Regions from separate parts of the Homo sapiens genome. Here region 2 is linked to region 1. Evidence: chromatin contacts called from ENCODE Hi-C data. All regions are on one chromosome and are shown on one strand. Each heading gives the region's core, a stretch centred on a gene start or an enhancer-like site at or near the end of the contact. The rest is flanking DNA. Distances are from core to core; before and after follow the strand shown. Region 1 overlaps LINC00693 (long intergenic non-protein coding RNA 693). Region 2 overlaps RBMS3 (RNA binding motif single stranded interacting protein 3).

Region 1 (3,123 bases), core at 262-2,761:
CATCCTCTTCTTCATTCTCATGACATTTCAATACCTAATATATACTGAACACTTGTTATCAAGCAGGTTCAGTGCTGAGAGCTTTTGAAAGTAGAAGAGCACTTTTAAAAGATTGAAAATTATTTTCAACTTTAAAAAATCAAAAAAAATTTACCAAGTAAATACGTTCAGGTAAGCAGCATCCACATCAGAAAATAACATTGCCAGCATTTTAGGGGCTTCTTTAATGCTTTAATGCTCCCTTCCTGGTTACTAACCCTCTACCCAGTGATAATCATCCGGACTTTTTTTTTCAAGATGGAGTTTTGCTCTTACTGCCCAGGCTGGAGTGCAATGGCATGTTCTCGGCTCACTGCAACCTCCGCCTCCCAGGTTCGAGCAATTCTCATGCCTCAGCCTCCCAAATAGCTGGGATTACAGGTGCCCGCCATCACGCCCAGCTAATTTTTTGTATTTTTAGTAGAGACAGGGTTTCATCATGTTGATTAGACTGGTCTCAAACTCCTGACCTCAGGTGATCCACCCGCCTCAGCCTCCCAAAGTGCTGGGATTACAGGCATGAGCCACCGTGCCTGGCCAGTCATCCAGACTTTTTAACATTTATTAGTTTAGCCTGTGTCTGTGTGTTATTTAAATGGAGTCATACAATATGTAGTATTTGGTATCTGGCCTCTTTGCTCAATTTTATGTCTGTAAGATTTGTCTATCTTTTTATGTGTAGTTGTTGATTGCTCATGCCCATTACTGTGTAGTGTCCCATTGTATGAATAACTACAATTTATGTATCTATTTTTCTGTTGCTGGAAATGTTGCTTATTTTTAGTTTATTATTATCACAAGCAGGACTATTAGGAAATTTTCATATATATATATATATGTACCATTCAGCACCCATAATACACGTTTCTATTGCGTATAATCTTAAGAGTGAAACTGCTAGGTCATAGAACATACATATGTTCAAAAATTGTACTCTCAGTTTATATTCGCACTACCAGTATATGAGAGTTCTTGTCCATGTAGCATATATTCTAATTTTCAAAATGGTTCTGTGACATAGTTACAGTTTTATTGTCGTTTTTCATTTTAATAAAATCCGAGTCTTAGACAAGATAAAAGACCAATGTCATGTACTATTAGTTTATACCCCAATGCAGTCTGACCCCAGAGCCTGTATAGTTTAGTAAAGTGTCCAAGGGAGAGAATACAGTCGTGAGTTCTTAGTTTCCCTTTCTGGTTGGGTCAGTGAAGTCCCTTCCTCACCCCTCTTTTCTGTTTATCTCTACAGACAGAAACTAAAAACAATGGCTACAGGCCGCTAAAAGCCTAAAACAAAACAAAACAGAACAACAACAACAAAATAAGTTGGCTTAGACAAGCTTGCAAACCACTATCCTTTCTTATGCCTCTAGGTTAAGGATGTTATCATATACAGGTGTCCTCTACTTGGTAACTTTCACAGCTCATTTCCATAAAGCCAAATGCCAGCCCAGTGTATGTCACCTCCTACTGTGGCCAACAGATGGCGCTAATGGTGGTTTGAAACTTGTCACTTGGGGCTTTTGAGCACATGAGCTCAGACATAGCCTCTTAGAACTAGTCTTTCTCTATAATGGTCTGAGCTGACCTGAGAGCCAGAAACTTTAGGATCATTTCTCTCTCCCACCCCACCTAGTTAAATCCCAAATCCCATTCATCTTAATCAGAAATAATTCCTGAATATGTACCCCTCTCCATTCTCTCCTTCCTCTGTGTGTGCTCTCCTCCTGTCCCTTTTTTTAGCACTCATCACAGGTGGCTATTTATGTATCTGCATTGCCCTGCTATGCTGTGAACTCCTCAGGGCAGAGACTGGGTCATATTCATTCTGTGTCCCCGGTGTCTGACAGTGCCTGGCACAAAGAAGGTGCTCACGTTGGGGACTGAATAAAGTTCCCCTGGCAGAAACCCAAAAGGTTCAAAATGACTGTTCTTTCCTGTAGTCACAGAAGCTCACAGGGCATTTGACTTGCCCTGTATGCTCTGAATGGTCTGGTATCGTACTCTGACCTATGGGAGATCAGGGCTTATTATCACACAGGCTTCTGGCCAACAGTGTGGCTTATTTGTACATTCCATCTCTCTTCTTCCAGAAGATGAAAGACAGGACATGATACAAGCTACGAGATCATTTTTTTAAAGAAAAATGGGTGGTTGTCATAGCATTTCTGGTGTCAGACTGCAGATATGATCAAGCTGTCCATTTACCCTGGTTCAAATTGAATTGCTGGTAATTAAGAATGGGGAATGGGGTTAGGTCCATCTGAGATCAGACAGCAGAACCATTAAGGACAGATAAATCCCTTTATGAGAAATAAAGAGACTCCTGGTTATTAGACTGTATGTTTGTGGGCTAGGTGTTTGTTTTTAATCACAAAGTTTTGTACACTTGGAAGAGGTTAGGTAAAAACATTAAGCAGATTAACATTTTACAAATATTTTCTTTCCCTGACCGTCCTTTTCTACCTCCTTCCCACAGTTACAACTTTTCAATGTTAGTGCTGATATTCTCTCTCTCTAGTATATCACTGTGTTGGGTTAGGAGCCAGACTGCTTGGGTTCAGCTCTTGGTGCCACCCCTCCTATTTATGTGATCTTGGGCAAATTAACCTCTCTGAGCCCCAGATTTCTCATTAGTAAAGTGAGTTTACTATTATAATATTACCTTCCTCATAGGGGTGTAATGGGGATTAAATGAGTTTTAATACATCTAAAACTCTTAGAATAGTGCCAGCCCATATTAAGTGCACTTGGTAAATATTGGCTTTTTTTTTTAAATCACACCAGACATAGCTGTTTTATGAAAGCATTTCCACAGTAACCATGAGCAAGTTCATTTATTATTATGTTTCATGTTGTGGTAGCTTGTATTATTAGGGTGAAAAATGGCCAAATGTAAATGAACTTATATTTAAACTATTTTTTTCTCACCAATTTTGCTGGATAATTTCTATACTCGTTACATAATATGAGCAGAATCCTATACTCTCTACACATGCCACCATAATTTCTTATGTTTATATTGCATCTTAAAGTTTATAAGTGACTTTCACTTATAAAATCTCATTTGAAACTCTAAGAAAG
Region 2 (3,123 bases), core at 186-2,685, 1.1 Mb after region 1:
TCAGGTTATATTCCATTTTTGAAAACAACTTCTTGAAGTAATAGTGGCTGGGTAGAGTGGAGCTAGCAGGACCCATCCTACTCTTGAACAGATTGAAGTACATCAGTCAGTAGAGAAAATCAGGAGGGATGACATGAGGCCAGCAATGGAGCTGCATCTCTTGCAAATAAATAGTCTCAATTCAAAGTCATGAGACAACAGTTCTATTCCAGGCTCATCCACTAACTAGTTTTTAGGGAAGCCAATCACAGTCTTCTAGTGTTACTTTCTTCATCTGTACAATATAGAAGTTGATATCTGAGTCTTGAAATTATGTGACTCTCAAACTCTGGAATGTGTTTTCATTAGTCAAATATTGTCATCCACAGTTTCATTTCCTAAGAGGAATGTGTTGTAATGCTGAGCAAGATACCCTCAAAATTTCTGGTTTCTACAAAAGGGCATGTAAGGGAGGCCTCTCTGCTTCACTGTTTGGTACTTAAGACACTTGTATCCTAAGAATGTCAGGTGCCTGGCAGGAAGAAAACAAATTGCAAAAACTGAGAAGAAAATTCATCGCATTCATTCATCTTTGTTTCTGGAACTCACTATTTTATTCCTTCCGTTACAATGGATTAAGAAGGAAATGACATAATTTGTTTTTGAAATGTCAGAAGCAGTGCAGAGTTTAGTACTTTAAAAAATAGTTTAATGTTGACCCTGTGCATACGTAAATCTTACCAGAAATGAGGATGACTGGCTTACAACGTTAGATACTCTAAGTTGCCAATAATTTGTACAGAGCCTGTGATTGCAAAACCACAAACATTTCACAATACTGGAAACCTCTAATTAACCATAATAAATGACAGGATGGGTTTGTTTTAAATACATGGTTAATAATGCTTACTGCTTTAAGACCATAAACTGTGTGATTCTCTATGGAGGTGACAGAGGTAGGCTGCAAATGGTTTTGCAAAGTACGTTTCTACCTCTGCATGTTAAGTCTGACCCAGAACATTCTACTAATATTGGATCAGCCTCTCATCTGACGTAATTTGCCTGTGGGAATTGTATCGGCTGTTAAACTAGCTCCTCTTAGTAGCTGTTTGAAAAAAAAAAGGAAGAAGAAGCACAATTCTGTGGTGTGTTTCAAATAACTGAAGCCAGTGTCCTAGGTACTGAGACAAGAAAGAATGTCAAACAGGACCTTTAATGTGTATTTATATTTAAACATCAGACCTAACAGAAAACCCTGAAGCTTTATACAATGATTAGAGCCTTGTAAGATCCTAATTAATGTATTGTCAGGTGAATGGTTGGCCTGGCACTCAAGCTGTTCTGAGGGACGCAAGGGGTTTCAGGTACCGCCTAGGAAGAATAGATGCAGTTGTAGTGATTCAGTGGCCCATCTGAAAGGGACATATAAAGGCAGCTGTGTCTGGTGTGCTGTCTTTTCAGACTCACTTGATAATGCTAGTGTCAGTTTCAACTGAAGCGTGTGCCAGATTCCAGACAGCTTGAGCTGGCATTTCAGAGAGGTTAATTGTGAAACTTGAGAAGAAAATGGGCACATTCTTCCTAAGATGGCTATTCAAATATAGTCTCTTTCCTCCCCCCCCAGAGCTTTCTGGGTCTCAGTCTCACTTTTGTTCTGCTTCCACGTAAAATGCATGAGGAACACTGAGCCTTTTCCCCTTGGCAGCTCCTATATTGCCATCTTTGCTGGGACTGCTTTGCCTTGTTAAAATGTGCCCCGTGTATTAAAATGGAATTGTCACTGCTGGGTGGTGCAGCGTAACATGGTTTGACACTAAGCGCCGGCAGCTACAGAAAACAGACTTTTATTGCATTTATTCTTTCAGAGACGGGAGTCTCTAAAGGCTCACAGCAGACATTCACTTAGTTAAATCTGAATGAACCCAAAGTGAACAATCTACTCTGCTGTCTTTGTGTTCATAGAAACAGCCCCCATCCAGCTTGATATGGCTGTAAAACAGTGTTAAGAAAAGATGATCACACTTAGAATGCAGAAGGGAGGACTTGAGGCTTTCAAACAGAACAAAAATATTTTAAGTGGGTGGAGTGGGTTAGCCACTTGATTTTCTTTTTTAGCTTCCTCTCTATTCCCTAAAATGTATTATGTAGAATAAACACACACACACACACATACACACACACACCCCTACACACACACACACACCCCTAGTATTAGTCTTCATTTATAATTCCATGCCATTTTAAGACAAAGGATTTGATTTGTAGGACTCTTGCAAGCAAGCTTTAGATTCTTAACTGCCTTTTATCCAGATGAGTACCCAGAGAGAGATTGAACAGGGAGGGGGCTCTGAGGCATAAACTTTGCATTTTGTAGCTCTCCTGGAATAAAAATTCCATAAAGTAACATCTGTAGTAATTAAGGGCTTACATTTCCTCTCCCATTCATGTCTCTGCTAGGAGAGAAGGTTATTTTCCCAAAGAGACAATAGTGGATCCTGTGGGAAGAGAGAAAGAACAGAGTTAGAATTCTTTTCTTCCTGGAAATGGAAATTTTCTACTTAAAAAAAAAAAAAGATAAAAAAATTGAAAGACTTACAGTAAAAGGTTCCACTGGAAAGGAAACTTGAAAGAGTTAGGAAAATTGTACTTAGCTGTTCCTAAATATTTAGAATGAGGAAAGATTCCGCTTGCCTTTCTTATCCAAACATCTTCTGATATAGGGGAACTTGTGAGTGAGTAGTAAACAAAATGCTGTTTTTGTTTTTATTTTTATCTATTAAAATTGCATAAAGAGTTTTCTTTTTATTTGGACATCAAATTGATTCATTCTGAAGACTTTTTTTTTCAAAATAATACTTATGTGGATCCATTGGGTCACCTGATGATATACATACTGAGCGTTAATGTTAAGTTAGTTTCCTACACTCTCTTGTCATAGCAGGATCAGCTACTTAAATTAGGGTGAAATATGACAATGTAGATCCCTTTGTTAAAACACTGTTAAGAAGTTCAAGGTGGCAACAGCAGAACTTTAAACCAAGTGCAGGGTTGTTCTAAGTGTGGGGCTGTGTGTGAAGACATAGGCCTCATTCCTGTAAATTTAGCCCTGCTTGGCGGTAGAGATTTGTCATATCCATCGATACA

What was found. A loop is a pair of places that touch in the nucleus more often than their neighbours do. Pooled maps may share reads with other maps.
Region 2: a map of heart right ventricle shows a loop between it and region 1 (4-fold over the local background). The contact joins two enhancer-like sites. A Hi-C loop is called at or near these places in 20 of 168 maps with a recorded cell type or tissue (A673, Caco-2, Calu3 and 12 more), 7 of 37 single-sample maps with no recorded cell type and 31 of 50 pooled maps.

The regions. Positions count from the first base shown.
Region 1 is chr3:28,666,325-28,669,447 of GRCh38, forward strand. All of the region lies in intron 2 of LINC00693 (long intergenic non-protein coding RNA 693), which reads left to right. Among named protein-coding and RNA genes, the nearest start is that of LINC00693, 93 kb to the left of the region's middle. RefSeq lists a silencer at 1,448-1,607. Within about 2 kb of position 1,512, at least 5 of the 41 ENCODE cell types and tissues checked have a DNase peak (open chromatin) inside an H3K27ac peak, as active enhancers do; they include heart right ventricle, where a contact is called at or near this core.
Region 2 is chr3:29,758,121-29,761,243 of GRCh38, forward strand. The region is part of intron 5 of RBMS3 (RNA binding motif single stranded interacting protein 3); the gene reads left to right. Among named protein-coding and RNA genes, the nearest start is that of RBMS3-AS2, 120 kb to the left of the region's middle. Within about 2 kb of position 1,436, at least 12 of the 41 ENCODE cell types and tissues checked have a DNase peak (open chromatin) inside an H3K27ac peak, as active enhancers do; they include heart right ventricle, where a contact is called at or near this core.